Linked DNA regions of Mus musculus: region 1 is linked to region 2. The links are chromatin loops, found by intact Hi-C in ENCODE. Cell type or tissue: heart. All regions are shown on one strand. Links, peaks and the distances in the headings refer to the core of each region. The heading gives the core; the rest is flanking DNA.

What was found. A loop is a pair of places that touch in the nucleus more often than their neighbours do. Peaks named below come from ENCODE experiments on the same cell type or tissue, not always from the same donor. Only the 100,000 strongest peaks of a DNase experiment are listed, where the experiment ranks them.
Region 1: it touches region 2 in a loop (2.2-fold over the local background); 3 of 42 quality-filtered maps call a loop at or near these places.

The regions. Positions count from the first base shown.
Region 1 is chr1:135,744,821-135,760,249 of GRCm38, reverse strand. It overlaps Csrp1 (cysteine and glycine-rich protein 1), which reads right to left. Exons shown (of 6, transcript NM_007791.6): 3 at 14,823-14,991; 4 at 13,401-13,530; 5 at 9,592-9,685; 6 at 8,021-9,206. The coding sequence ends at 9,130. Among named protein-coding and RNA genes, the nearest start is that of Phlda3, 14 kb to the left of the region's middle. In heart, for the core only: a CTCF peak has its summit at 7,113 (motif pointing right); a DNase peak (open chromatin) is centred at 7,129; H3K27ac peaks cover 797 bases.
Region 2 is chr1:135,821,863-135,838,023 of GRCm38, reverse strand. Lad1 (ladinin) reads right to left here. Exons shown (of 10, transcript NM_133664.3): 2 at 12,132-12,269; 3 at 9,978-10,860; 4 at 9,205-9,309; 5 at 8,292-8,335; 6 at 7,052-7,124; 7 at 6,804-6,941; 8 at 6,413-6,499; 9 at 6,076-6,150; 10 at 4,683-5,712. The coding sequence ends at 5,707. It overlaps Tnnt2 (troponin T2, cardiac), which reads right to left and starts at 1,690. Exons shown (of 15, transcript NM_001130181.2): 1 at 1,578-1,690. The coding sequence starts at 1,651. In heart, for the core only: a CTCF peak has its summit at 8,880 (motif pointing right); no DNase peak of the experiment used is centred there; H3K27ac peaks cover 1,826 bases.

The sequences.
Region 1 (15,429 bases), core at 5,338-9,337, 76 kb after region 2:
AAAAAAAAAAAGAAAGAAAGAGGACGATTGTTGATCTCTCCTCAGCCGGTTCCTTGTTCCAGGTAGCTCACCTACATGGCGCAGGGGTCCACCCATAGCTCTGCCCCACCCTGCGCCCTCTCTGTATTTAACCTCCAGTTCCCTGGTTCCTCCCTGCTTTCCTCTCTCACCCAGCAGATCTTTTTCCCCCACACTTCTGATCCTCTCCTTCTCCTTTGATGTACAGCTCTTTTTGTCCAGGGCTTTGGGGTTTCCTCCAGTCTCTGCTTTTTTGAAAACCGGCCCAAGTTTCAAGTCTCTAATGACTTGGATTTTATGGGCACTATTGCAACAGACCTCAAGTGGGCAGCAACCATGGAGCTGACCAGCCCGGGCATGCTCCTGGGCCTGTCTCTCTGACTGGAAATCCCCTCCCACGCTCAGCCCTTTAATCACTTTCCATCCCAATAACTTTCCTGATTCACCAGGGATCCCTTTTGTCTTGAGAGCGCCCACTGCCCCTCTCTGATGGGCTGAGTCTGGACTTGAAGGCATTTGATCCCAGCTTGGGTCTGACAGAGATTGGATTTGTGGGCTCAGGATTCAGGCTGAGGCCTGCAGAATTTTCCCCTTTCCCATGCCATGTTGGCATCTGGATGCCCATGTTGCAGAAGCAAAAGGGTTGCCCCAGAATGGCCCTCGAGGACACTGGACCACAGAGCAGAGCTGTTCCCAGAACAGGCTAGGGGACCCAAAGCAACTAGTAGCTTTCCTAACCTGCCTGCTGGGTAACTCTCCACATTTCAATCATTTTCAGTTTCTTACCGTTCTCTCTCTTTTTTTAAAGATTTATTTATTATTATAAATAGGTACACTGTAGCTGTCTTCAAGCACACCAGAAGAGGGTGTCAGATCTCATTACAGGAAGTTGGGAGCCACCATGGGGTTGCTGGGATTTGAACTCAGGACCTTTGGAAGAGCAGTCAGTGCTCTTACCCGCTGAGCCATCTCACCAGCCCCTACCATTCTCTTTTAATAACAACAACGTGCTTTGAACCACAGGGTCTTAAACCTGAGTCCCAACCCTGTATGGGATTTGTATAACTGAGTATGGGGGCTGTGAATATCTTGGTGAGATTAAAAGGTTTCTGAGCATGAAGTGGCCAAAAGTTAACACAAAATCAAACACAATACGAATCTGTGGTGTATCTGGCAGCACGCATCCATATAGTATCTAATAACTTCATTACAGCCATGATCCTTAGCAGACAGGTGAGTTTCTCACTGCGCATGCGCTGGAGACCGTTTACCCTGCTGGAACACCTTGACTCAGACTCGAGAATATTATATGCTATGAATTGCAGTATTTTTAATGCATAAAGTGTTTTCAGCTCGCCAGGCAGTGGTGGCACACGTCTTGAATCCCAGCGCTTAGGAGGTGGAGGCAGGCAGAGCTCTGTGAGTTCGAGGCCACCCTGGTCTCTACAGCTTGAGTTCCAAAACAGCCAGAGCAATACAGAGAAACCCAGTCTGGAGGGGGAAAAAAAAAAGATTTATACAAAGATGGTTGGCTTAATCATAGCTAACAGTTCTGAGCATGTAGGTTTTTTAGCTAGTATTATCAGTGGATTGTATTGTTAGAATGTTTGAATTTAATTATTGAGGGGAGAAAGCACAATGACATGTGTGCTACCTCATACTTGTGGAGTCAAAGAACAAATATTTTTACCCTTTGAGCCATCTCACTAACCAGGAATGTTTGAATTTTAAAATTACTGTTTGCGTTGCTGGCTTAATTTTTTTTTAATTCTCTCAAAAAAAAAAAAACCTTCAATGCATTTTGGTTTGTGATTAGAATTTCCAACCATTTCTAAAGTGGCCCTAAATGTCCAGCTATCATTTTGGATGGTGTGTTTGTGTGAAGTGGTGTGAGTAGATTGGATGATTATAATAGCCAAATGCCAGGCCATTCTGAAGTGTTGACCCTGCTCTATGCCCAGCAGTACCAAATATTCAGCCAAGACTTAGTTCCTTATGCAAAAGTAAACAAGCGCACCCATCTCAAGGGAATGAAAATTTGTTCTATTTAATGAATAGTATATACCAAAGAATAGTTTTAAATCAGTTACTGATTTGTTAGCAATGAATATTTGATTTGTACACATTTTTACATATCTATATACCTATGATTGCATAAAAATGTTTCAGGCATGAAGGGGTCTCTCGTGGGACTGGGGTGAGAAACCCTCTTTTAGATCCACGTGACACTTCACTCACTGCTCAGTGACAGAGACCTTCTGAAGCTTGTCGTTAGGTGAGCTTCTCGTCTGTGAGCAGGTTTAACGTGTGGCACACCATAACATGGCAAACACACAAGCCAGGAGCACCGCTGTTTATTGCCACTATCAAGACGATGTCCTGTGCATAAACGTTTCTGCAATATTCCTGTGAGGATGGTAGGTTTGTTTCCACCAGCCAGGCCACAAACGTGATGACAGCAAAACCAGGTGACAGGGAAGTTTCAGCTTTATTCCAGTCTTAATGCGGTCCCTTTCTGTGCTCTAACACTGAGGGACAAACTGTCTTGTGGCGCGTGCCTTAAATACATTTTTTTAAAATTGAAAACATTCAAAACAGGACGATATCTTTTCACTACCTTCCTGGTCCCCAGGCCTGCCCCAGACAAGCAATTTAGCTGGTCCTGGCTCGTACCAAGCATTTGCCTTTGCTTTTCATACGTTAGCACCCAGAATAGTAGCAAGTAGCACCCTCACTGGTACTATGGGAATGACGGGGGTGGGAGGGATCTGCACGTATCCTTCCAGCTCTGCTAGTCTCTGTACTTGATGGTGACTTCCTCTCTTTCTGGAGAGCTGACCTTCACAGAAGGCTCCTAAAATAGGCATGGGGGACAGGGCAAGGAGAGGGGAAATGGCAGGGAAGGAGTCCATACTGAGTCTTTCTAGGTGAGACGTTCCTCACAGCTTCTTCCTGCCTCTGGCTTCCAGACGCTTCACGACCAGAATTCTGAATGTTCCTGTCACTTTCGAGATGGGCAAGTTCCCAGGTTCCATGATCAGGTAGAGAAGGTGGCTGTGAGGTGTCCGGTCTGAGGACAAGGTCAAGAAGAGATGAACACGTGGCTGGAGGGGCTCAGGAGAGGAAGTCAGAGCTGATCTTGCAGCACCATGGAGGGTCCCTTGAGTCAGGTTCAGGCTAAGCTCCAGGGGAACGAAATCTGAGTTCTCTTCATGGGATTGGCAAAGCAGGAGAGGTGGAGTTCATAGGTTCAGGGACACACCCCCTCCACCTCAGCCAGGTGACCCCTCTTGAAGAGACACCCCGAAGAGAGCATTAGCTTTCTGACAGTCCATTATACTCGCCTGACAGAAACATGTTTCTTAGGACTGAACACTGCCTGTCTAAGGCCCCAGCTGACAAGGTATGCATATAGTCGCTAGGATGGCTACTCATGCTACACAAATGAACTGTTTCTGACGAAACTATTTGCCCAAGCAAAGGCTATAGTACTGGTGCCACCAGCCCCATTCAGGACCCCAGGGAGGGCTCTGCTCACTGTGACACAGTGAGTACAAGTTCCATCTCTTACCTGTTCCCTTCCTCATTGGGAGGCATTAGGGGACATAAAGATTCACACGACAGCTCTTAAAGAGTTGTGTGTGTGCACATGTGCAAGTGTATACCCATGGTTGTGTGAGGTGTGTGAGCAGGCATACATGTCAGTGCCAAAAGTCCACCCGGGTACGGATCCTCAGGAGTTTTGAGACAGAGTCTTTCACTGAACCTAAGACTCACTGGTTAGGCTAGGCTGGCTCCCTAGTGAGCACCAGGTATCTCCCTATCTCTGACTCCCTAGTACTGAAATTGTTAGTAAACCCCACATGCCTGTACCTGAGCTGTCTGAGCTATCTCTCCAGCCCCACTTTCTAAAGAGCTCTAAACAATCTGTAATCCCAACTCTTGGGAGGCTAAGGTGAAGGACCGTGAGTTTAAAGGTGGCCTTGACTACACAGCAAAGCTGTGTCTTAGAAACAAGCCACAAACATTCTGTACATAGTGATGCATGCCTACAGTCTCAGCAACCCCAGAGGCTGAGGCAGGAGGATTGCAAGCCCCAGATCAGATTGGGCAATATAGCAAAACTCTGCCTCAAGCAACCAAGCAAACAAAAAGTTCTGTACAGAAAAGCTATGAGTCACTTTGATCTGTTTAAACACATGAGTAAGGCGCATGGCCACAACGAAGTTAAAAGAGGAGAGGAAAAATATAGCCTTACCATGCACTCAGCAGACTGGTAGGTATTTATGAAGAATCCTAAAAAGACTATGGGATGGTGGGTGGCCCCAAGATCTTGGGTACTCCTCTTTATACCTATTATAGGGGACAGTAAGTGTCCGGGCACTAACCTAAGCCCTTGAACACTCTGCAGATGTCAGTCCAAGGTCAACAGAGTGGCAGTATAGAAGGGTCAGGAGCAGATACTTCAGACTAGGCACAAGGGCTTGTCCAGACATGGAAAGTGCCCACTAAGATCTTCAGTCAGGATAATCTACTTCCTGAATTTTCAAGGCCTTTGGGGCGAGTCTTCCTAAGCTCATAAACAAAGAACATCAGAGCTGGGTGGATCCCCTGGAGCCTGGCTGCTCCGGTGTGGTCTCTGGATCCGCAACATCAGCACCACCTTCCCCTGGGAGCTTGTGAGAGACATCCGGTCTCAGGCCCCACCCAAAACTACTGAACTCGAATCTGTGTTTTACAAGATTCCCCAGGAGATGTGTATGCACATCAGAGCCTGGGAAGTACTTCCCCGGCACTAATTTAGGCCAACGTTTTCATTTCACAAACGAGGCGCTGACACCCAGAGGGGAGGAGGCTGGCCCAAAGTTACACAGCTGGTTCCAATCCTGGCTTCACCACTTGCCAGAGACTTTGAGTAAGTCATTTAAAAATGCACTGACTCTCACTTTCCTCTTCTATAAGGCAGGGTATCACACTCGACTCCAAGTGCTTGCACATGCACCAGATAAGACGGCATCCAAATTAGGCTTCATAAACACTAACAGTCACTATAGTTCTAGCTCTCTGCTCTAAGGCCACCCTTCCACCTCCCAACACAGGCCATCTTCTCTATAGACAGTACTGCAGTATAGGGATAAGTCCTGGGCCAGGGGGTTCTATGCAGATCCTGTTCTGCCATTTGACCTTGAACTGGTTTCCAAATTGTCCCCTGGTTCCTGGTTTTAGTTTGGTCATTCATAAATGAGTTGACTCCATCTCAAAAGGTCATTGAAGGTCTTTGATCTTTGAATAGTCTTAGAATAAGCCAGAAATGACAAGTTTATGTTTCCAAACTACCCAAAAGAAAGAGACACCATTAAGGAAGTCTAGCTCAAGAGAGTCTATAGGCCTTTTCCAGAATGGCTCTGCCTTGACACATCCAAGTACTTCAAATGCCTAGGTGTGCCCCCAGCCCAGTTCTTCTTCTGGGGAGTGAATCCAAGGTCTCACACATGCTAGCTAAGTGCTCTACCACAGAGCTATATTGAAAACTCCTCTTTCTTCTTCAACTAATAAAAAGGACCCTCAAGGCATCCATCCGGTACCTCTCTGGGGATGGGGTTAAAGAGGAGCCCAGTCAGACTGGAGGGCAGCTGTTTTCAAAGCTTTGAGGGCTGTCAGGTGGGAGAAGTCTAGACCTGGTCTCACGGACTGTGGAGAACAGAAACAAAAAGTTCAGGTCAGTCCTCTCCCGTCATAACAACTGGTGGGAGACAGCTCCAGAGGTTCCTGTAATGAGTCCTAAAGCAAGTGAGCTACAGGGGAGAGGGCTCCCCTGCTGCAAGGCTGGCAAGGCTGGCAAGGCTGGCGTAACCTCCACGTGCCCCAGCCTGGGCTGACTATGAGTGTCATCTCAGGCAAACACAGTTTTCAAATACAGTTTCCCATGCCCCATCCCAACCTGATCAGAATCTATAGGGTGGATCTGGGATCTATTTTAAAAGCACCCCTCCACACCTCCGCAATGGTTCTCATAACAGGTGTGTGTGTGTGTGTTTGAAGGCAGGACCAGGAACTGGAGGAAGGAGTTAGAACCACCCAATGATTGGTTCTCAATGATTTGCTCAGTTTCTCAAACTACCCTCACCGTCACCAGGGTCTAAGGATGCTGGGGACTGTTCCTTCATTGGGTTTCTGTTTTTCACAAAGCATGTACTCTTGATTTGGGGATTACTCAAACACCTGATAGCAAATCACATAAATCACACACACACACACACACACCTTTTGTAACAAAATTATTCTGTAGCAAAATTGGCTTTGAACTCAATTTTCTTCCTGCCTCCATCTCCAAATGCATTCGCCTTCATCGTTGCAGTCTGACTCCCCATGGAAGCCACCTTTTTAGATGACCCAGACTGTGGTCTTGAAGGAAGACTGATGGAGCTAACCCCTCCTTCCATCAGAACAGGCAGCTTTCCTCCACCACACCCTAAAGGTCCAGGGCACTCGCGCAACTGGGCGTCCTTCATGCCATTCTTTCCCCTAAGGGCATCTTGGACCATGTGGAGGTTTCACTTAAGTGGAAAAAGGAAGATTCTGTCTGCTTCTCTCCTTTGGGTCATTCTCGTGGTTTGGTATGGCATAGGTCAGTATTAGAGCACACCTCCTTCCGGGAAGATTAGATGCCCTCGCAGAAGCACAGGGTCGTCAACACCCACAGCAGAAAAGGAGTAGCTAACGAAAATAAAATGAAATAAAAAAGAAAAAGAAAAGGAAAGGAAAGGAAAGGAAAGAAAGAGGAAGAGGAAGAGGAAAAAGAAAAAGAAAAAGAAAAAGAAAAAGGAAAAGGAAAAGGAAAAGGAAAAGAAAAAGAAAAAGAAAAAGAAAAAGAAAAAGAAAAAGAAAAAGAAAAAGAAAAAGAAAAAGAAAAAGAAAAAGAAAAAGAAAAAGAAAAAGAAAAAGAAAAAGAAAAAGAAAAAGAAAAAATGGAGTGGCTGTCTTTGGCCTTGACCCCACAGCGCCATCTGGTGTCTAAAGGTACAGAGCAAGCTCGGCGCCTGCAGATAGATCCCTGCGACTTCCCAAGGTCCTCGCAGTACCAGGGCCTGCCTGATAGCACTGTGCTGGGCCGAGACCTGCCTGCATGGCCAGCAGAGGGCAGCCTGTCTCCACCTCTGGACCCCAAAGGCACGAATCCTGGTACTCTGTGGGTCCCGCCCAGGGTAGGAGAATCCATTTGTGTCCCTGAGAACTTCCTGTGGGTCTTGAGACCTGTTTGGGAGCTGTCTGCGCCACTTAGGGCTAGCACTCTTAGATCTCCAGCTGTTGGGCAGGTGTTGCCTTGCACTGTGGTGTAGGTAGGTCTGATGAGGAGCACTGCTGGCCTGATCCTTTAGCTAATACAAGTAGAGTTTAAACTCTACTCACTGCTTTGAAAAACTCAGTGTGGGCACATTTTCATGGACTGGTACAGCCTAGCTCTGGGTACGATGAACAACACTACAACCCTTCAGACAAGCCTATTTCCCACGCCTGGTCTTCCGTGTACCTGGTTGTTGGGCCCTAAGAGAAAAACAGACAGCTTTTTGCCTCCCCCCAATGTCACACACACACACACACACACACACACACACACACACACACACACACACACACACACTTTTCCAAGAAGTGAGACTTCTGGAGTTGATACAGGACGTTCCTCTGGCTGAGTTTCTCTGTACAGGGGGCTTTCCAAAAGCTGAAGTGTTGAACATATTGTTGGGACCAAATTGAGCCTTTCAAAAGCCAAGTCCACAAAATTCCCACATCCTGGGGTGGGCAAACAGGGTGAGGCCATGGTCTTTGGTCATTTGGTTCCCTTAGAATCGATACTAAAAAGTAAACATTCCATAGAAAGTTCCAGAGTGGTTCTTTTTGGTTCATTTCTACTAGGCCTTGCTGAGATTGTTCTGGTCTGATCCAGCGCTGACTCCAGGGTGTGGCCGGGCCCCCATAGACAGACAGGAAAGCAGAGTTCAGTTCTAAATTGCTTTATTGATCAGATGATAAATCAGCTTCAACAGCCCATGCCTACAGCCCTTGCAGCAAACAGCTGTACAGCCTTGTCCCCTCAGTTCCGGGGAGCATCAAGGCCCGGCCCTTCCCCTCCCTCGCCCCCCCCCCCCCCGCTCCTGACCTTGGGGCCTGGATGGGGTGGGCAAGGTAGTGAAGGTTACTAGAGAAAGGTAGGGTGAAGAAAGAAGGGTCTGAGTCTGGGTTGGAGGGGAGTGAGGACTTGGGGTTCAGAGGAACCCTCAGGAGTGGCTAGAACACAGCTCTACCCTGGGCTATGCTGTAACAGAAACTGTCTATTTCAGCCACCTGGCCCAAGGTTAGAACTAGAATTGGCCACTCCAAGATCTGGACCACTGATAAATGCAAATACTTGGTCAAGGTATTCATTAGGATCTCCCTTGCCCATCAAACTGGGAACTTGATGCCTAAGGAGGTCAGGCAATCTCTAGACTTTGGGGTCCTCTGAACTGGCTTGTTCTCCATTCCTAAGTGAAAAGATACTATTTCCACATTCAAAGGCAAGGGCCAGAGAAAGAGCTCCTTCCGATGGCCCACAATCCTATCTGCACCTCCCTGCCTCTCATGGAGACTTCCCAGACTGAGATACACCAAGAACTCAGCCGCCTACTCAGAGGAGACTCTCTGGGACCCAAAAACCATAACCCTCCCTAGGCCAATTCTGGTCCTGCCTCCCTGCCCCAGGTCTCCTGCTTTGCTCTATTGGTCTCCAAAGATGTGGGCTCAGGTGTCCTGGCCAGTAGAGAGTGGACATTCAGCCTAGAAACAGAGGAGGGTAAGGTGTGGGGAAAGGGACCTGGTCTCTGGAAAGGGGCGACTAGACAGATGTCTCCTAAAGGTAATGGTATCAAATGCCAGGCAGGAGGAAACCCTTCGTGGGGAAGGAGCTCAGGCAGATCCCTGAGCCACAAAAAGCCAGATACCCAAGTCCAAGGCATTAGTGATGTGCAGCGGGGCTGAGTGAGGGAGAGGAGCTCGGAGGTGTCCAAGGCTTGGGAATGGACCGCTGATGAAAAGCTTAGGAGTAAGCAGGGTGCGCAGGCGGTGGCAGCCTCACTCTGAGTGAACCAAGGCTCCAGCTCCCTGTCCAAAGCCAAAACCTTTGGGCCCAAAGTTTTTGGCATAGCATCCTGCAGAGAGGAGAGAAGGGTAAGGATGTACTCCTGTCCTCAGAGTAACTCCACCCACCACTCCTTGTGCCTGGTCTCTGGAGGACAGTCCATCAGTGCCCACCTCCCCGTCTCCATCGTGCTCCTAGCCTCAATAGTGAGGAGAACCGTGTCCCCTTTATTTCAATGAGGGAGTAAATCGTTTGCTGTCTTTCGGTCACTAGACGGGTATTAAGATCCTAGGCTCCACTCTCATCCCTGGCCCGTGTTCCATCTGATTCTGGCCAAGTCTCATTCTCCCTTGGATTGGAAGGCAAGAGGGCTGGTTCATTTAGCGACAGCATAGTCGCTTGGTCTCCAGCCTCCTCCAGCCTTCAGATCTTCAGAGAGAAGTGGAGCTACCCACCTTTACAGTAGATCTCACCATCCTTGTCTGCCAGGGTGGTCGACTCAAGGCCTTTGCCACACTTGGCACATCGGAAGCAGGACTTATGCCAGGACTAGATAAGAAAGGAAATGGGGAAATGGTTAACACCACTGCCAGCGACTAGGGGACCAGCCCACCATTAGATGCCATCATGGACAGGCATTTTGCAAGTCAGGTTGGGGTAGCAGGGATGCTAGGGGAGTGTGGCCCAGACACAGAGGGAGCAGGCCAGGCACCAAGTGCACACTAGTAATGTGCCGCCATGGATGTGACGTGTTACCATGGCTCCCTGCTCACTGGTCCCAGCTGCACCACAGAAGAGGGTTACATCTCATTTGGGTAGCTGCAACCCCCACAGGCGGGCAGGCAAGCCTTCACCACACCATTCTGCCTGTGAAACTGGTATAGCTCTGGATTTATCTTGGCTCTGTCACATGCTACTTGAATGGTTGCCCCCACTCAATGTCCTCGCAGGAGACATTTATCTGTCTCTGTTTATCTTGCAGAGTGGATGTGAGGATTTCATACTAAGATGACTGGTACACAACCACAGAGCAGGCAACCATCACTGTTATTTTCCTGAACTAGCCCAGCCTCTGAGGTTCTAGCACTTGGTGCCTAGGCAGCCGTCAGAATTAAATGGCTTCCGCAGAGTCAAGTGCTCGCATGGGGCCAGGCATGGAGGAAGCCCTGAGTCAAATCTGTATGGTTTTTGAAAGGAGACTAGGTCTGTCTACAGTGTACTGAACTCAATAGAAAGCCACAGAAGGCCCTTTGGGATTCCAAGAGGTGCCCTAAAGCAGCACAGGGCAAAGAGTTTCTCAAGAGAGGCAGGACTCGAGTCTGTATGGCATTCACATGCACCCACATGCATGCGTGCATGCTACACACACACACAGCTACACATCAACAACACAACTCAATAACCAACTCCCATCAGCCACATCTGGACATGCGGGGTGGTGTGTAGGTGGAAGAGGCTGGCCACATTCAGCTGGGACAACAAAACAACCCCATGTAAGGCCAGTGAGTTCCCCAGTGTACCCCATGTAAGGCCACTGAGGTCCCCGGTGTACCCCACGTAAGGCCAGTGAGTTCCCCAGTGTAACCACCAATGCCCAGGCTGGAGGGTAGGGAAAGCCGCTGGGGCCTTCAGATTTCCGGGCCACTGGACCTTGCCCCTAAGCTCCTCCTGTGCCCAAAAGACACAGCAGACAAAAGCAGGGGGCCGAGATGGGATGGACAGATCATCTTCACTCTCCTTCAGTGTTCTGTGCAAACCTCTTTGTAAAGCAGAAGCCACTACCCCAGCCCTCCAGACTGCAAGAAGACTGAATTATACACAGCCTACCCAGAGTAGCATCTCGGATTTTCCAGCCACTCCTGAAATAAGCTTAGTGTCTTTGCCCATTCAGCCCACAGTGAAAGGCACACTGTGTCCCTAATGCCTCCTTGGGGGAGGGGGGGAGGGGCGGGGGCTGCTTCTTCTCTTTTCCTGTTGAATTCAAAATTATTCTACTCCCCAGGACAACACAGGGTTTCTCTCAGAAGCCTTGGCTGCCCTGGAACTCACTCTGTAGACCATGCTGGCCTCAAACTCAGAAAGACCCACCTCCCAATTAAAGGCTGGGATTAAAGGCATTTACTGCCGGACCTCAGTGCAATCTCTACCCTATGCCATGGAAATAGAGATTCCTGGGTATTTCTTTAATAATCTCCTACTTTCATAAGCAAAGGGAAAAGATGACTTCTGATGTTATTATTTCTTCCTTTTTCCTCCTTTTTGGGGGTTCAGTCTGAGATTACAGGCATGTGTAGCCATGACAGACTCCTGTTCTCACGATACTTAAGGCACAACAGTGCCCACTACACATGTATTTCCTCATATAATCTTAAAAACATTTTGTATGTGTGAGGCAGTCATGGTATCACTTCATCATGGCTCCACTCCCTTGGACCTCATTACGCATAACTGCTCACGAATAAATGGCAAAACCAAGATTCAAGCAGATTACGGAAGGCCTAGACAGTTCATCACCACAGTTGGCTTAACAACCCTTTCCTGTCTTCGAAAGTATAGAAATGTTTTCAGAGAGGTTAAGTAGCCCACAGTAAAGTCAACAGTAGTAAGAGGCAGGGCTTCCGAATCAGGCAAGTCTAGCTGGGCTCCTGGCTTGCTTCCTAGCTAGAAGATACGGGTACAGAAAATACTCATTCCTATGGACTCCCGTTTCCTTGGTCTGTGTGATGGGGATAATCTCAGCGGCAATGCAGAGGTCCCGTGGTCCAGACTTGGCCAAGCACTCATTCCCATTCCACACTCCTGACCCATTCCTCAAGATCAAAAGGCCTTCAAAGCCATGGGCCAAACCAAAAGAGCTGGCCACGGGCTCCATGCGCCATGGGTCTGTTGGCTTGCTGTCTGAGCATGGCCAGATCCAGATGTCCTCTCTGACCACACTCCTTGAGGGTACATGTTCTGTGGTCTGCTGACTCTTAGTCTAAGACTGCAACCCCCCAGGGCTCTCCTGCTCTTTCCTGAATATCAAGGAAATGATCGCCAGGCTGTTTGGACAGTTGGTTGTCTAGAGTGATTCTCCTTGAGCACTGCAGAATGGAAGCCGGAAGCGACTTTCAGAATAGCACAGGGACAGGATAGGCAAAGGAATGAAAAATAATATGGAAACCCCTTCCAGCAGGCTGACAGAACCTTAACCCAGAAAACCTCTGTCCTCAGGGTTATATGAGTGCATCTCTGCAGAATACATTCCATCAGGCAAAATATGTATTTCGTGATGGTTTATAATTGTATTTTATAATTGTAAAATGTATTTCTGGAACCAAAACTCCTAAAATCTAACTAAAGCTGTAAATCTTCATCCTAGAAAGAGAAACCCTCTTAGTTGTATTTATTTATTTATCTTTTATGTATATGAGTATACCGTAGCTGTCTTCAGATACACCAGAAGAGGGCGTGTGGCCCTATCACATGGTTGTGAACTATCATGTGGTTGATGGGAATTGAACTCAGGACCTCTAGAAGAACAGTCAGTGTTCTTAACCACTGAGCCATCACTCCAGCCTGAGAAGCCCTCTCAGAAAACGTAGCCATGTTGCATTGGTGACACACACCTTTAATACCAGCACTTGGAGAGGCAGAGGTAGGTAGATCTCTATGAGTTTAAGGCCAACCTGGTTCTAGGACATTCAGGGCCTCACACAGAAAGCCTGTCTCAAAGAGAGAACAAGAATGAGAGCAAGAGCAAGAAGAAGGAAGAAGGAAGAAGGAAGAAGGAAGAAGGAAGAAGGAAGAAGGAAGAAGGAAGAAGGAAGAAGAAGAGGAGGAGGAGGAGGAAATGGAAGGAAAAAGAAAGGAAAGGAAAGGAAAGGAAAGGAAAGGAAAGGAAAGGAAAGGAAAGGAAAGGAAAGGAAAGGAAAGGAAAGGAAAGGAAAGGAAAGGAAAGGAAAGGAAAGGAAAGGAAATCCAGTAATGAAATCTTAGGGGATGGGCCCTTCAATATCCACCTACATCCTTAGCCTTAGCAATGCCCTACAAAGTGACCACAGACAATCTGTGGCACTGGAGATGGTTCAGTTTGTGGTTTGGGTGAGTTCTCTAGGATCCAGGACAAGCAGCCCACAGGGCCAGGTCACTCAATCTCTGGAAGGAGACTAAGTGCAGGTCTCAGGCCCGGAGCAGATCTAGAGTCATCCATCACACAGCTCTGTAATTCACATTTGGGAAGCACACATCCCTCTTCTCTCCCTCATGCCCTGCAGCGCCTTACCTTCCCGGCACCGATCACCTTCTCCGCAGCATAGACCGCCTGGCTACAGCGGGGACAGCGCTCAGAGCCGCCAATCTTCTGGGCAAACTTGGATGCATTGGGGTTGGTGGTGGGCCTGTGTCCAGGGGCTCTACACACAGAAGTACATGTGGCAAGATGACTAACAGTGCAGTGGTAGAACCCTTCTCTCTCTTGCCAGGGACAGGGCCATCAGAGCTAAGGCCACCATGGCCTCTGAGATCCCAAAGCTCAAAGAATTGGCAACACCACACACTTTCCTCATTGCATAGTTAAAGCCCCCAATCATTTAACACATCATTTACTAAGACTCCCCCCACCCCACCCTGCCCCTCACTTCTATAAATCATCTATTATTAATTCTTTCCAGGAAAAATCTGCTGACAGAGCCTTCTCATTAGGGCAATGACCTTGGCTGAAGTCTGGTGAGTCTTCATCATTGCATCCACTTCCCCACGGCAGAGCCGATGGCCAGGCTGACAGCCACCCTTTCCCAGCAGCTCAGAGGCCAGAGATGACCGAGGGTGAGAGTGGGGAGATCCAGTGACACGCTGGGCCATGGCCCAGGAAAGGAACCTACTTCCCCTGAGCAGGGGTGAAGGGTAGCGGGGCTGACATGCCTCTAATTTTCAATTATAAAATGAAGAAGTTGGACTATAACTCTTAGGGTCCCTTCCAGCTCTGGCACTTGTAAAACTATAGGTACTTAGCTGTCCCAGCAGCCCCTCAGAGAGACCTACTCTGTGGCCTCCTTTCATGTAGTCTTATTTTATTTCTTCTTTTTTTATTTGCTTTTGTTTGATCTCTCTCTCCTCTCTCTCTCTCTCTCTCTCTCTGTGTGTGTGTGTGCATGTGTATGTGCATGTGTGTGTGCAATTAAGGTGAACATGTATGTGTGCGTTCATACATATGAAGACCAGAGGTCAACATTAGGTGTCTTCTTAACTCCTCTCCTCCTTATTTTTGGGGACAGGTCTCTCCCTGAATCTGGAACCTGCCAATTTGGCTAGACAAGCTGACTACCAAGTCTCAGGTATCCTCCTGTCTCCTCAACGCTGGGACTATAAGTACATAGTGCCAGTACCCAACTTTTACACTGGGTGCTTGGAATTAAACTTGGGTCCTCATGTTCATGCGGTAAGGACTTTACCAAGTGGCCCCTCTCCCCGGCCCGGTTTGGGATTTTATTTAGACACGGTCTCTATTTGTAGCTCAGGTTGACCTTGAACTCAAGATCTTCCAGGTTCAGCCTCCCGGGGATGACAGGCACTGGCCACCATGTATATCTATCTCTCCCTTTTAAATCAGTGCCCTCCACTGTTGAAGCAAAGGTGTTTCGTCGGTGTCCATTCACGAACAGGACAAGAACTCAAGCAAAGGTAGAGAGAGGGATCTGGTACTCACTCCTCATGCTTGATGCCCAGAGACTCCCCCTTGTCTGTGCTCAGCGTGCCTGCGCCCTGCCCGTAGCCGTAGCCTTTTGGCCCATACTTCTTGCCGTAACATGACTTGCAATAGATCTCTTCTCCATGCACTGCCACGGTGGTGCTGTCCAGATTCTTCTTGCAGACCACTGGGGAGGAGACAGGGGGATGGTGAGATGCAGCTGGGGGCCTCCCAGGACTAGACTGACTCATGCAGAAAAGGAGACCAGCAGGGTGGCCAGTGGGCTGGCCTCCAGGAATCTGGGGGTGTTTCCCTCAAACCTCTGTACCCTGGTAGCCCTCCAAGTCTCAGTGCGCCCCAAGGTTCAGAAGCCACAGCCTAGGCAGACCTGAGCCTCAGAACTCCAGATGGAGTTTTTCATTCTGCCTTTGATAGAGAGACCATGTGTCTCAATAGGAGAGGAAACAGAAGGGCAGAAAGGAGCTCAGGATTTTCCTGTCTCTGGCAGTGGCACAGAAAGAACACATCTGGGGGTGTTATTACAGCAGGAGCAGGAATACAGGTGAAGTGGTACACCCCCAAAAAGAAATGGCACGTGGATAAGATGCCGAACACGGTGGGTTTT
Region 2 (16,161 bases), core at 7,339-11,338:
GAAGAAGTGGGAACACCTTGGTTCCTGTCCCCGGGAACACCAGGAAATGCATCCCAAAAGAGCACTGAGAGCACTAAGAAGTGCTCCCACAGAGGACCACACCTAAGCCAGGTGAATTAAGGGGATGCTGAACCTGAGGGCTACCAAATAGGAGGAGATGGGGGAGCTGGAGGGGTAACTAGGAGCATGTCCCCAGGGCCCTGCGCTTTCACCACCTTCTTACCATCTGACCACCCTCACAACAAGCCACAGGGGTCACCTTTCATGGGCAATAAAGAAAAACAGCAGAAGCCAGAAGATGACTCTTTGGGGGATCAAAAGGTCTGAGTTTTAAGCCCAGCTTTTACTGTGTGGCCTTAGGCTGGTCACTTAAGCTCTCTGAAGTTTTAGTCATTTTACCTATAAAAGAGCTTAGCTTCAGATTCTGGCCTTTCCATGTCTGAGGACCACAGGCTCTGTCCTTCAGCCTGTGTCCACAGCATTAAGCTGAGATCTTCCTAAAACTCCAGCTGTTAGCCCATGAGCTGAGGTATCAGCAGAGGGGAGAAGGGAGGGGCAAAGGCAACTTGATCCCCTCAGATTCTTCTGCTCAGAGAAAAGGACTTGTACTGTGAGAAGAGGGGCAGAGGAGCAATCCTAGAGGTCAGGTGACTTCCCAGCCGGACACCCTGTAGAATGCGCTGGAAATGTCTTACACTCGAAGCAATTACGTCCTGAACAATCCCTCACTATCCCAGAAGTCAGAAAAGCCACCTACAATGTGAAGGCTCTGAACAAGAGCCATCCCTAAGGGCAGGTTGGGGTGAAGCAAGGGCCACACTGGCAGGAACATAGTGGGTCCCAGGGAAACCTTTCCAATGTTGACAAGCTTAGCCTGCCTCTCCTGGGAAGGGATATGGACTCCTCTGCACCCCCCACCTTCGCCCCCCCAGTACTAGCCACCCTAGACCTCCTCCAGGAGTGGAATCCCACCTGCTCCCAGAAGCCCAGCGGAGATGGGACATCTCCTTGGAGGAGCCCCACCTGCCTCTGAACATTTCTCCTCTCTCAGTGCTTCTAGGATAGCATCTTTGTTCCTGGACATGAGAGCTAGACCCCTATAGCTAATATAGCTATGGTCTTACCCTGCTCTCTGGGCCTCTAGAAGAAAGGATTGGGTAGTCCTTAACCTAAATCTGAGAAATCCAACTGGTTAGGGTTCTGTTGTATTTAATGGCCCAGCAATGCTCTAGGCTACTCTACTCATAAATAAAATAATGTAAGATCTTGGGAGGGAAAGCAATCTAGTCAAGACTTTGAAACCACAAAGCATCTTCAGGGGCAGATCGGGACCTCCAACTCACTTCCCGTCAAGAATGCAAGCACTCTCCACTCCACAGCACTCATGTTAGAGTCTGTCCTGGAAACACCCACTCTGAATGTGGAGGTAGGTGTTATCCTCTCTTGAAAGGGCCATGGATTTCCTGGTAACCACTCAGGGTGGACACAAGCAAAAGACTAAGGAGAGATGTCAGGAACAAATCCCTCATGTTCCCCCACTGACCTCTGTCCCTTCCTAGAGCTCCCCCTTGTCTTACCTCTGAACAGGGACTGCACACAGGTCTTGAGGTATCTGTTCAGCCTCAGCAGGGACTGGCTGAGGGCAGGGCATGGGGAGAGCTTTAAGCAGGCATGTGGGCTGGGGCCTTGTGAGCCAAGCCCCGCGGAGGGAGGAATGTGCAGCAGGAGATGGGGGGGGGGGGGAACAACACAATGGGGGGTGTTGGCTGCTATTTTGGCAGGTGCCCGGCACAGGGCTAAAAGAACAAGTACCCCACGCCATATAAGCTCATGTGGTCCTCCAGCTGCTCAGATAAAGCTATTTAAAACCAGAGCAGATATGCAGGGAACAGGCTTGTAACATAAACCAGCTGTCCCTCTTGAGAATCCCGATAAAGCAGATGCCAGGAGCCCAGGCCCAGAAGAGCAAGCTGGGAGCAGAGTTGAGGGCAGAAGTCAACCTCAGAGACACTTCACGAGCCTCTGAGCCAGGTCCTAGGGAACAAAGGACAAGAACACTGTTGGAAATGAGGCTGGGGGTAATGACGTCCTCTGGGCTGCTGGCTGCTTCTCATGAGCCAAATGGCCTCAGGCAGATAGATGGCTCTGCAGGCCTTGGTGAGGGTATCTAGTCTTCTCCATGAGCCCCAAGGCCACACACTATGTCATCCTCACAGAAGTAGCCTCCTTCCTTCCGCTGGCGGAAGTAACTCAAGAATGGCCACTCTCCTTAGTCTGGCAGTAAGAGTGTGGTAGAGGGGATTATTGGAATTCTCCCCGGGCTTAGAAACTGTGGTCATGGCGAGCTGCTGTGTCTGGCTTGCTCACTAGATCAAAAGATCCATAAGATCAGGACCAAGTTTGTACTGCAGCTTGAACATTTATGTCCACCAGCCCACACAGAGTGACTGGCACAAGGTGGGGCTCAGGGGGTGATGAGAACTAAAAGGAAACTAAGTTAGGGGGCAGCTGGCTCTCTCCATTCCAGTCTTCTCAGCAGGTCCCAGCAGAATCTGAAGGACATGTACTACCACCAACCAGGCCCAACTTTCCAGGCGCCCCAAGCCCTGAGATCCCTTGACGCTTCCAGACACTGTTAGATTCCGTCTCTCGTTCACACCGAGTAAACCAGATTCGTCCAGCCCCTGCCATCTCTTCTTTCCTGGTCTCCTTTAGTTCCGCCACTTCAGAGGGACAGGGCTCACTCTATTCCAAAGTCCTTGTAAGGATCCTCTGCCCACAAGATGTCCACACTACCAGCCAACTCACCCATCATTCCGCTGACCCGGTTCCCTTCCCATGGTCCCTAGCAGCCTCTGAGCCCAGTGACTTTGATCCCTAGCCCCAGGCTTATCCTGAGACATGTGTGTCTCCATGCTGCCAGCAGGTCGGCAGCAGGACAGGCAGAGCCACAGGCAGGGGGTGGGGCTGGGGGGTGGGGGCTGAGGGTAATAACATCCCATGAAAGGGGGGGCTCAGGAAATCTGGGGGGCTTGGGAAAGGGAGGGAGAAGACTCAGAGGGATGATGGGTGCAGAAGCCAGACTGACCTCATAAAGAGCCAAACAGAATGCTTCCCCTTACCACCCTAGCCCACCAAAGTCCCACCCAGCTTTTGCATTGTATCTCAGTCTAGAATCTCCGGGAATTTACAAGTTATTTTTCCTAAATCCTCCCGGAACTTAAACTACTTTCCAAGAGAGCTGATAACCTTTCAAACAGGCCATAGCCAGATTCATGGATGCCTGAAAGAGGAATCTGGGCATCTATCCACACAGAGCACCCTCCTCCTAGAAAACCAATGGGTTCTGAGCATCTTAGGTGTGGGACTTTATCCAGACAGCCACTTCTTGGCAGCCACACTGGTGCATAGCAAGATGACTCCAGAAGCAACTTAGAGGTCTGGTCGTTAAAAATAACCAGGCCTAGGCAGATAGGCAGAAAATCAGAAGTGTGATGATCTGAAGAAGTACACGGGCTGGTGCACACTGGATACCCACACGATGACAGGCAGGATGTCCCCAGGCCACCGCAGCAGCAGAGCAGGGAGGTAGACCAGAGTGCCTCCAGGGGGCACTCAAATGTCACCTCCTACACACACACACACACACACACACACACACACACTTGTTCATCAGCTGTCTCCAGAGCAAAGCAGGAGGCAGAAGCAGCTGTGGAATGCAGCTGCCCCAACTCTCCCACCACCAACTGTCTGCCCACAGTGGGCACCCCAAAGAGGGGATGCAAGCAGAGCTCACACCACTTCAAGCCTGCACCTGATGAGCAGCCCCTCTGCCCTCTCGGGGAACTCCATGAGCCTCTCCTAAAAGTCCGTAGGACAGCTTCACTTGCTACAGAGCTTCACTTGCCAAGGAACCTCCCAAAATTTACATCATGAACACCCCAAAGACCTTTGAGGTCACCTGCCTGAACTTTTGGAATTCAGAGAAGGGAAGGACCTGGGGTCCCAATCAAGGTTCTCAGCCCAACCAGAGCAGTTACACCCTCCACTGCCTGGGTGGCACATAGCTACCTTCCCTGCCCCGCCCAGGTTTACATTAGCCCTCAATTGCAGATAAAGTCCTTCTCAGGACATACAGGATGTTCCAGGCAGGTCTTCAGGGCCCATTCCCTCCACCTCAGCCCAGCAAAAAGATGAGATCAGCTGCAGGAGGCTCTCAGAGGTAAGCCAGGCCTGGATGCTGAAGTGTGAGCACACGCAGAGTCTGAGGACCTCTGTCCCCTGGACTATAGGGCCTAAGACAAAGGGCCTTCACCCAGGACAAAAAGACAGGAAGAACTGGCTGCTTCTACTCCATAAACTAGGGGAGCAGGGACCCAGGGTTGCACTTAGTAGCCATGACTGAGAGACTGGGATGCCCCAGGCAAGTGGGTCTGAGCAGCCTTCACCCATTCTCTCTCAAGGCTGTTCTAGGTGAATCCAGAGCAATCGATTGGGAATAAGAGCTGGAATGGCTTAAGACTTTAACCTCCTTCAGACTCTGGCCATAACAGAGTTGCAGGGTTTGTTGTGCATTTTTGAGTGGCTCAGTGTCCTACAAGCATACATGGGACCATGGTACTGAGGACTGGGAGGAGGAAGACTGGGGGGAAAAGTATGGAACGGAGTTTATGTGAAATTCTGCGCTCTTAAATGATTTTTATTTTATGTGTGCCTTGCTTGCATGTATAACTGCACACCATGTGTATATGCAGTGCCTACAAATTCCCTAAAAGTGGGGTTTCAGACATTTATAAGCCAATGTATAGGTGCTGGGAATTGAGCCTACGTCCCCTGAAGAGCAGCCAGAGTTCTTAACTGCTGAGCCATCTCTCCCGACACCAGGTATGCACAATTAAGACCTTAGATCACAAAACTAGGACCTTAAAATGAGAGGAGATGGGAATGAGGGAAGGGTTTCTTCTTCCAGCGAAGCCAACGCTGCCTCACTCCCTGCAGCTGATTCGGAAGGAACGCAAAACCTGTGAGAACAAAGCCATCGACATTACCAGACACTTACACCTGAGACTGAATGAGTTTATCAGATCCTTCCTGGGAAAGGTTTTTCTGGCTGAGAGTAAGGCATGTGGTAAGACGAAAAGGCACCGAGTTCCCGATCAGGGCAGCAGGAGGGTGGGGAACACAGTGCAAGCAGTGGGGTGTAGCACATAGGCAGCCTGGCGACTCCTTTCCAGTCTGGCTTGAACAAGCCTCAGGGAGCGGTAAATAGGTCTAGCACTCAGTGTGGAGATATCACAGGCACACCGAGTGCCTGCTGGGAGCAGGCTAGACATGTAACTCTGCAGTTGGCAAAATAACCCAGCTTGATGGTGGAGGTGAGTAGGAGAAAGGGAGGCAGTCCCTAGAGAGGACATGGACACTCCATGGCTGACGGGCCAGGGCTGTGCTCTGGCACTTTCCGGGTTCAGGATACATTGTACCTTCAGCGGGACAAGAAAGTTCCAGAGAACACCTGCCCACAGTCTGGGCTGGAGACGGGCTGAAGGCGTGGCAGTCATGTTCCTGGCCCCTGAGGACCCTGACCAGACTGATCCAGAGGCGGGAAGGGAGTGGGGTCTGCAAGAGTCAAGGGTTCTGCAGGAGAGGGGCCGGCATGATGAAGGGCCCTTGGGATGCAGGTTTTCAGGTCCGTCCTGACAGGACTTGTCACACCTGTGGGACAAAGGCCAATTAGAACAAGGAAAGGGAGTTGCTAGTGCTAAGGAGGGGGGCACCTCTGGATAAGAAGGCACACCTTTGGACAACCAAGCCTTCGCCCACACTGGGTAAGGTACCCGAAACCTAATGGTTAGATGGGGGACCCAAACTACCGCTCAGCCAAGACAGTGCAGGGGCTCTCATCATTCTCAGGGGTTGGTCATCTGAGAACACAGGGACAGACAGAACCCGGACACTCAGACCACACAACTCCGAACTGCAACCCACTTAAGAGTAATCACTTGGACAGGTTTGGGGGCCTTCCACTGTATCTCAGGGCCAGTCTCCACCCCTCCCTCCCCACCCCGCCCTACTCACCTCTGCATCCAGGGATGTGGACGGCTTGCTTCCCCATTGAGCCCTCTTGGTGACTGATGCCTCTTTCCGTACCTCCTGATTAGGGCATCAGAGTAAAAAGCAGGAACTCAGACCCGGGTAAAGAGGAACTTGAGTCCCCCACCTGTCCCCTACTCCAGATGCCTTTGTTATTCCTGAAAGGAAGGGGACCCAGACTCTCTCCTCTGTGCAGCTGTCACCCACAGATTATGTCCTTACCCCACAGCCCCTGCTACCAGCTCCACTTTTGAAATGACCCATTGCTGCTGAGCCTATCCCTCCTCTGACCTCCTTGTAAGAAACACGTGGGCGAGGATACCTGAGAACCGTGGTCTCCCGAATCCTGGGTCTTGCTGATCCACAGGTTAAGTCTTGATGTCACGACCCCTGACAGACGCAGATTCTCCTAGAATGAAAATGTCCACCTTTAGGGTTCAGAGTCCCTGACCACAGTAAGGCTCTTCCAAAGACCCTAGAATGGGGACAAGATTCTGTCCACCACAGTGTCACTTGGTACAAGCTATGTGTGCCTGGGATAGGCCCCACCCTAGGGAGTTCTGCACCCAGTTAAGGAGACACAATCTCAGAAAACACATATGCCAAATCAAGGGCCTGCCAGCATTGACAGACAACACTGTTTCTAACCTTGCCAAGGGTTAGGCCCAGGCTTCAGAGATATCAGAGCCCGGCAGCTGGGATCCGGCCCTCACCTTTCGGATGGAGGTTGGTTCTGTGCGGTTCTGGCCTGACAGCTCCTTCTCAAAGAGGTGTCGCTTGCTGGCTACACCGGCAGGTGTGACAAGGACTTCAGTACGGGAGGAGCCTGGAGACCTGACGGATTCTGACCTCTGCCAAATCAGAGATGCGAGGGCTGAGCTGGGACCGTGAGGTTCGTAAACAATGCCCTCTACCCTGGTGGGGGCTCCTACCCTCCCTCACAGATACCCTCTGCTCCTACCTGGATGGCTGTGTGGTATCTCTCCAGTTTCTCCCCTAGCTTGACGGTGCTAGCCGGCAGCCTCACGCTGGCACTGTAGGAAGGGAAGACAGTAAAACAAACCAGGGAGGCCAGAGTGAAATTCTGCAGGGTGGCCAGGCCTGTCTCCGGGGCTTGAAGAACCCACCCCTGGCACCCAACCATGCTGGCGCCCCATCATGCTCACTGGCAAAGAGGGAGGACAGAAAGCAACGAGAATGCCTTCAATGAAGGGTGGATGCCTTCGCTGCAGAGTGGAATGCACTGACTCGGGCAGGGAGGAAGTCCACAGACTCCAGGAACCTTCTCACCTCTGAGGAACAGCCTGCCTGCCTGATCCGGCATCCCAGGATCAGGAGTGCTTCCCACTGTTTCCTTCCTTCCTCCCTTCCCCTCTCACACCCTGTCACCTCCACTAAAAACACCTCAGCTCTCACAGGCTGGTTGGTCATAACCGCTCCTATGATCCCACTCTTGGTTCACACCGCTCGCTGTCCCTGCATCTGCCTGCTAGGGTGTCTATGTGTTCAAAGATCTCAAATGAGTGTCTTGTCATTGTTCTCCTCTTGCTCCACCCCCCACCCCAGCCAGCCCCAGCCCTAGGAACAGGAGCTCTTACTAAAGGTTTAGTAGGCAGGGGATACAGCCGAGGTGGACAGAACGTGTAACGCCTGCACTACATTTTAGAACTTTTTTGTGTTTGTCTGCGTTCCCCTACTCCCACACCCTCACACAGCATACCATCCTCCCTCTGCTTGCCTCAGAGTGACAAAGCAAGGGTACTTACTAAACATGCAGGTTCCTGGGCCCCACTCTAGGCCTGCCACAGCTGAGTCGTTTTTGTCTTTGTCTTAATCATAGCCTCCCTTCTGGAACGTTCTCTCACCCTTTCCCACTCCAACGTCAAGAGAAAAGCTTCCTCCTCCCTCTTCAGAGCCCCATCAAAACTATGTCTCCTCCAAGCATGGGAAGGGTCATGGGACAGGTACTTGACTCCCTGCCATAGCACACAAAGCTGTGGTGACAAATCCCTCCCAGTGCCATCTCACCCAACCCCAGGGCCTCTTGTCAATCCTGTCACCCTGACAGATTTAGAGCCACAAGCAAAGCCTTCATCTTCCTTCATGCGTCCTATGGCCCAGCCTGACACAATGATGACAGGTGGAAAAAATATATATACACACGACCAGACCAAAGCAAGCAAGGCCTCCAGGCAGCTCACCTGCGGGTTAAGGGTGTTTCTGAGTTGTCTTTCCTGGGGCTCATCTGAAATAAGAAGGTAAGGTTAGTAAGTGAGGGTCTCAGGAAGTCGATGTCCCCTCTCCAGTGAGGAATCTAGCTCTCAGGATGCATCTAACTTCTGAGAATCAGCCCCCACCTCAAAGTATCAAGCCTTCATTAAAAATCTTATCTGAAAGCACCTGCCTTCATCCTCCAGGGTGGGTCCAAAGCCCTGTTTCAGCCTCCCCAGCCTTGCCAAGGTACCTACTACAACCTGTATTCCTAACTACCTCATCAGGGACCTTGAGCCTTGGGAGTACTGGTCAACCTCAGTCCTACCAGCTCTTTCCCAGAGCCTAGCACACATCAAGGGCACAAGGCACATTCAATCGATGGAGGAACAGATGACGCAGAAAACAAAAGCATTGAGACAGACCAGATGAAACTCTCCAATTTCATCACACCACAGCAAGGCAGGGGCAGAGAACACTGGAGAGAAACCTGCTGCTCTCTGCCCTGCCCCTACCTCCCAAGGAAGGACAGGGACTGATGAAGACACAAGAGGGTTGTGACAGGCCAATCTGGTCCGGCAAGTGCATCTTTCTGCAGTCCTAATCTTATCCACTAGGTGGGGCTGCTCACATTCATTTACACAGACACAGACACAGACACAGAGACACACACACACACACACACACACACACACACACACACACCAGTTTTCTACATCTTCAACCTGCTCTCTTTATTTAGAATGACTTCTCTTGTTTGGGTACCCATAACTCAAAGCTCCTCTCTATCCAGTCTCTAAGAAGACCCTTCCTATTGTCTAACATACAGCTCTTGCTTTATGGGTACTGGTTTCCTTTGCGTGTTCTGCAGCTGATTGGTGACTAGGGTCCCCTGGCTCTTACCCGGAAGGAGATGGTCCTGGGGCTGGAGCGTTTGAGGGAACTGCTGTAGGTGAGCAGGGTGGGTGAAGGTGTGTCTGCATCTTCATCCTTGCTGGGAATTTTCACCTGAGTGGAGCAAAGGTGTCAGACAAGAGCTCATCTTCCTCAGTACAATTGTAGGGTGCTCCCAGGTCCAAACCCCCAAACCCAAACTTCCAGGGGGGACCTCGGGTGTTCTGGCTCATCCCAGAAGCTACACATGGAAGAAGAGAGTCAATCAGACTGCCTATACCTCTCTCTCTCTCTCTCTCTCTCTCTCTTTCTCTCTCTCTCTCTCTCTCTCTGCCATGCAGTGGCTATATAGTCTCATGTAGCCCAGCCACCAGGCAGAGCTTTAGTTTTGGAAGGATCCGAGGCTTCCTAAGAGTTTGCTGTGTAGCCTAAGACGCCCATACTTAATGGGTGCTGGTTTCCCTGGAAGGCTCTTTAGAAAACAGGAGTCTAGGCTACCCTGACTCTGAGCAGAAGCAAATGGCTTGGGAGCTGGAGTCTAGGACCTGGTTTGAGAACCCAGCTGTTCCCAGCACATGGCCCCTTGCAGGTCTAATAATCTGCCCGTGACTCAGTGTCCTATTCTGACAGGAGTGAGGAATAATAAAGAGTGAAGAAACCACCAAGACCAGCTCAAAAATGGGAGGAGAGGAGGACACGAGGGAGCCAGAGGCCACAAGGGCTGGACTGCAGTAAGGTCTGCTAGGGAGGGCAAGAGAGAGACAGAACAGAACAATGCCAACCTGGAGTGTGATGGGTGGGAAACGAGAGGCTTTGGTCGGCGGGGCTGGTGTGCTCTGCTCTGCAGAAGAAGGTGGGCTCTTGTCAGGGAGGGCCCTTCCTCTGGGCTCCCTCGTGGTGGCCTGGCTTCCCCCAGTGGTCTGGGGCTGCTCTGACACTGCTGCCTTCTTTGGCGTCAGCTTTGCCTCTGAGACTAGTGACTTCTCAAAGATGGATGCTTTCTCCGACACCAGCTTCCTCTCCTGCATCTTCTCTGAGACGATGGCTTTTTCTAGAACTGGAGGGGACCTTCTCTCTGGTGCTGCCGTCTTCAGAGACACAAGCGTCTTCTCAGGGACCGGTGACTTCTCTGTCACACTTGTTTTTTCTGGAACCAACTTCTCTGGGCTATGTCTTTTCTCAGTCAGAGACGCTTTCTCTGTGGCTGTCCCCTTCTCTGAGGGGCAGGCTTTCTCAGAAACCAGTCTTTTGGCAGGCACTGGGGTCTTCTCTGAGACAGGCGTTTTCTCAGAGACCAAGGTCTTCTGCTGAGCCACCGTCTCTTCTGGAAGCCTCTTTTCTCCTTCCGCAAGCTCTCTGTTCTTTAGGCGTTCTTCGTCCTGGGCCCAAGGGCCTCTCTGCTCCCGACTCAGTCTCCGGCGAGGCAGGGCCTCCACTTTCTTCTTAGGCACAAGGGGCTGTGACGAGGTCTGCTCAGGGCCCAGGCTGTCTCTTTCCTCCTCTGCCTCTGGCCTCTCCTGTACTGGAGCCTGGACAGCCTCTACCACCTGCCGCCTCTGTCTCCGCTCCTTTCTGGTCCTAAGGATGGCCTGGAAGTCTTCATCTTCATCTTTGGAGGCTGGGGGCGATGGCTTAGAGACCTCTGCTTCCTCCACACTGGGCAGCCTGAATCAAAAGGGAAAGAAGGTGGATAGAATCAGGTGACATCAGGAGCGAGGGTGACCCCGAGTACAGCTGACTCAGTGAGACCTCCAGGCCTCCCAACTGCTCCCTCTCCCTCCCCATCAATATTTTTAAAATAATCACTTCTATGTAGTCTACGTGCACAGTGTCACTTAAACAAAGCACCCTGGGCTCTTAAAAAAAATAAACAAAAAACAAAATCATAGAGGACAGTGAACTGTTCAACCAGAGTCACCAACACTGATCAAGCAACTGATTTATAGGTTCTAGGCCTGGGCAACACTGGCTGGGAGGGCTCAAAGGAGTTAGCATAGTTCCTGTCCATCAGAGCCTAGAGGTTGCCGTGGGAGCTAAGGGAAACCCAAGGCTTCTGAGATAGCTTTCCATCACCCTGCCTGTCACACGGGGATGTCCGGAACACAGCGAAGGCAGTGGGTTTGGGTTAGCCCAAGAGACACCGCCTGATCTTTCTTCGTTGGGGGGTTGGGGGGGAGGAAGAGCAATATAAACAAAACAAACAAACAAAAACCCCTTTGTAAAACTCTGAGGCAGTGCTCTCCATGTAGAGGAGTCTGTCTGTCTGTCTGTGCCTCCTGTCCCAGCTTCTCATGCGATCTCAGGTGCATCCAGTCACTGTCTGAGCCTTTCAATTCTGTAAACTGAGCTTGTTGGGCAGCTCCTGGGATGAGCAAAGTCCTAGTACGTGGGCAGTGTTCAGTAACTCCCCGGCCCGGCTCTTCCTTCCCCTCATCATCCCCAAACCTAGCTGTCACGACCTGCCCCATTTTGCTCCTCTCAGAGTCAGGAGGATTAGAGTATAGGGAGGTAGCCTGTATAAGGGAAGTTTGACAAACATGGATGAGCACTGTGGCCACACTCACTAGATCCAGGACCTCAATGCATTAGCGTGCTTCCCTGAGTGTCCCCTGACGTTATTAACAGTGGCCTCTCAGACATCATGAGGACTTAAGGGAGCTGCATCGTAAAATGTCCAGCAGAGTAGGGCTCACGGAGAGGTTCACCAAACGTCATCCGGGAGTGTGTTGACAAGGGTAGGGACTGTGCTTGGGCTGAGAACGGGTCTGGAGATGATGAGGAATTTGAAGTTCACCTTCCCACCATCAGCCTTATCCCAGGACCAAATCCTTAGCAGGTCAAACTGTTTTCACATAGTCTTCCTGGGACAGCTAAGACCCCACCCACTTCCACTCAGAACGATGAAGTGATCTTCAGAACCCAACCCAACCAAGTACCTCTCCACAGATCTCTGAGCTCCATTCTGGGTGAGTTTTGGAGATTCATCATCTGTGGTTGAACTCAGGTTGCGGTGCCTCCGCCTGCGTTCCCGCTCCTGCTCCTCTTCGTCCTCCAAAGTCCGCTGTCGGGCAAGGCTAGGAGAAGGAGGTAGGGTCAACACAGCCCAGAGCCAGGTGAGCACCTTCTCCAGCCAGACTTGGAGAAGACTTCTTGCCTGGAGGCGGCCCTGCTGCCAGTGGCCTTGGGGCATTCCAGTGCAGATAACTGGGACAGAGATGGGTTATACTTGCGAATGCCCACCAGATTTCAAAGACCCAGGATGAAGAAGAGAAGTGCAAAGTTTCTCATTGAAACAGTGTAACTGTCTGTGAGGGTCTGTGCCTGTACTAACAGGCAGCTAGAAGGCTGGAGCCTAGGAACAGAAGGCTACCCTGTGCTACATAGTGAGAGTCTGTGTCAAAGGAAGGAAGGAAGGAAGGAAGGAAGGAGGGAGGGAGGGAGGGAGGGAGGGAGGGAGGGAGGGAGGAAGGAAGGAAGGAGAAGGAAGGGAGGGAGGAAGGAAGGAAGGAAGGAAGGGAGGGAGGGAGGGAGGGAGGGAGGGAGGGAGGGAGGAAGGAAGGAAGAAGGGAGGGAGGGAGGGAGGGAGGAAGGAAGGAAGGAAGGAAGGAAGGAAGGAAGGAAGGAAGAAAGAAAGAAAGAAAGAAAGAAAGAAAGAAAGAAAGAAAGAAAGAAAGACAGATAGGAAGAAGGAAAGAAAGGAAGAAAAGAAAGATTGTACATTGATTCCGTGTTTAAAAGATCACTTTTGAATCTATTAAAGCAAATGAGACATATTATATAATTTTTCCCTTTTACTTCTTTAATGTGGCTACTGGACAATTCAACTTTTCCATGCAGCTCCTGTCTACACAGGAGGGATCTTGTTAGCTCAGAGTTTCTCCAGTGGGCTGCACTGACATTTTAGCCAGCTAATTCCTTGTGAGGAGCTGCCCTGAATTATAAATACTGAATGGCCCCCTTAGGTGCCATAGCAGCAGCCCCCTCCCCGTTGTGACAAGCAAACACACTTCCCAGCATTACCAAATAGCACCTTGGAGTCACGGTACCCCTGGATGAGAACCCCTGTGTGTGCTGGGTTTGACTGTGGCAAGAGAACAACACTGGATGATGGGGCGGGGCTGGGGGGGGGGCGAAGCGGCTGTGACAATGCCCTTCTCTTCTTACTCCCCCACAGACAATAAATGAGGAGTTCCCTCACAGTTGCTCATCCCACACAGAAATCCTTAGCCTCTGATGGTTGGGTAAGGGTAGACTCCCAAATCCGATGGAGAGAGATCCACAGTAGACTTTTCCTTCTCAGGGCCTCTCTCAACTTTTAAAGCTGTCTCCTACTTGCCTGGAGCAGCAAGGGGGATTCCACATACTATACATATGCTTTCTTCTCCCGTGACCTTGAATTTGTGGAACTGACTAGACACTTTCAGGCAGTCACACAACTTCCCACTAATCCATTCATCCAGCCACCCAGCCACCCAGCAATCCAATCGGCTCACGCACCGGCCCTTCTCACCATCTTTATCCCCCTTGCCTTCTAAGACCCAACTTCCCTCCACCCATATAAACACATAACCACTCAACAGCTCTAAGAAAGGCAGCCCTAGTCTGTAACCAAGTTTGGGTATTAAGGGAAGTAGGTGTGGGCATATTCCTTTCTCTTGGAAGTCTGTCCTTGAAGAGGCAATTCGTTAAAGGCACACTGTGTTGGCTTGCAGCTGAAGAAGGAAATAGAGACAAAATATTCCTCAAAGGGAACCTTAACTATACATCTGTTACAATAAGGCTGGACTTAAGGTATAGTTCATTAGCCATACTTAACTATTACACTTATGAGGTTTCTCCGAAAGGGGATAACAGGCTTTTTAAAGTGGCTTAGTCAGTTATGTTTTTAAAAAATTGCTTCTGAGTGTCCACCAGAGATGGAAATCAAAACCCTAGGAGGAAGATGGCCACCACTATCATTGTAATTAATTCCTACACACTATCACAAAACTCACAATCTGTATGCAACTGAATTGCATCTAAAATGCATGGGTGGGACTCTGGTGTCTGCAAGGCAGCTCGGGGACCTGGTTCCTAGTCACCGTGCTTTTGGGCAAGTCACTTCCTGCACCTCTTCACTGTTGAAGAAGAGGATTGCTTTCCCAGGGTAAGCCTCACGTCTGTACAGCCAACATTCTCTAAACAAAGGCTTTCTGAGGCCCCACAGGCTGGGCATGATTTTGGAGCTAAAATACAGCAGGAAGAAAATAACATATCTCTCTTCATGGAGGCTAGGGGGCTCACACAATAAGCAAGGAAACAAACCCAGGGCCCAGTCCATAGGAGAGAAAGGCTTGGGTGTACAGACTTTGTTCAAGAGGTGGGTCCAATAGTGTCATATCTGGTGGCACAGGGTCCCAGGAGTTGTGAGTGCAAAGCCCTGGTGTAAGAGCTAGATGCTCAGAGGAAGATGGTAGGCTAGAGGCAGCCTGCAGAGGAACTACTCAGGGTAGTAAGGAGAGAGCAGCGGGGACCTCTGGTACATCACATGGTGACCAAAAGAGCCAGTCAGAGCCCCTGAAGGCAATCTACCCCTTTCTATGTAGGAAAGAGTGTGTCTGCTCATCACCCCCAAGGGAGGGGCTACCTTAGAAGAGAACCTACTGGAATATCCCAATTCAACCAGTTATGATGGCCACATCAATTCTCCTGGACATCTCAGTCACAATTGTATTCCACCTCAATGCAAATGAAAGGGGACCAGGGATCTTAAACAGGACTCCCCTGGGCCTTCACATGAGCCCTGTGATCCCTGGATATTTTACAGACCGCTCCTTTGTTCACCTCCCACACCGCACGTGAACCTACAGTCTCTTAGCCAGGGTCTGATGCCCCACCCTCCTCTGTCAACTTCTGCTGGCTTGCAAATGAGGACGCAGCTCCTTCTCCCACTCTGCCTGCTCCCTGCCCCCGTCCTAGACTGGGAATAACGTCTACCCTCCTGAGGGGGCCCATGTCCAGAGGAGACTGAACACTGCCCAGCCCACACCCGACAGGGCTAGGCTGGAGCTTCCAGGATCCCTTGACCACGAGTAACGCTGTTCTCAGCTGCTGCTCACTGCCCTTGGGGAAGCAGGGGTTTTGTTTGCCCTCCACTGGGGCCCTAAGTGCAGTGCCATCAACCTGACCAGGACTCCTCAAACATGACTTATGACCAGGCTAGGTGAGAGCTGGCAACAGAAGTCAGGGCCAGCAGTCAGTGTGTCCAAGACCCCAACACTCAAGAAAGGCACTGTGATCACCAACCACTATTGCTCAGAAATCAACGCCTGACACCCAGCAAAACGTGTGTCCTCTCATCATTGCACCCCCGGGGGAGAATGTTATCTCTCATAATCAAAGATTATTGGCCTCTAAAGGGAGAAATGCACCGACGTGGAGGAGGAAGAAGGACAAAGGTCGGTTCCTTAGCAGGTGCAATCGCTGAAATCCCAGTAATAGATCAATTATTGGCGGCCTAGAACGGGGCTTGGAATTCAAATATGGTGAAAAACAAATCAAAAAGTAAAAGAACGAAGGTGAATGGTTGGGGTGAGCACTAGCACGTCGGTGCTTACTACAGCACCAGAGGCTGCTCTAAATGCTTCACAAATACCGCTGATGTTCATCCGTTCGAGGCTCTGAGCAAGGTGGTGCTACCTAACTCAATGAGGCTTTGAGGAGTTCACGAAGCACAGCTACAGAAAAGAAGGAGCCAAGACCTCCCATCTGTGTCCTCCTCTCTAGCCCGGACACCAAGGGCCAGAAAAGAAATGCCTCAGTGTCCTGGTTAGGGCCTGAGTGCTGGCCCTAAACCAGAGGATGACAGCTGAGCATTCAGAAGGAAGAAGGGAGCTCCCCGCAGCAGGAACAAAGGGGCAGCCAAGCTCAGGGTGCAGCTGGGAGAACAGAGATTTAGGGAAAGCCGGTGACCATGGAGCCCTAGCA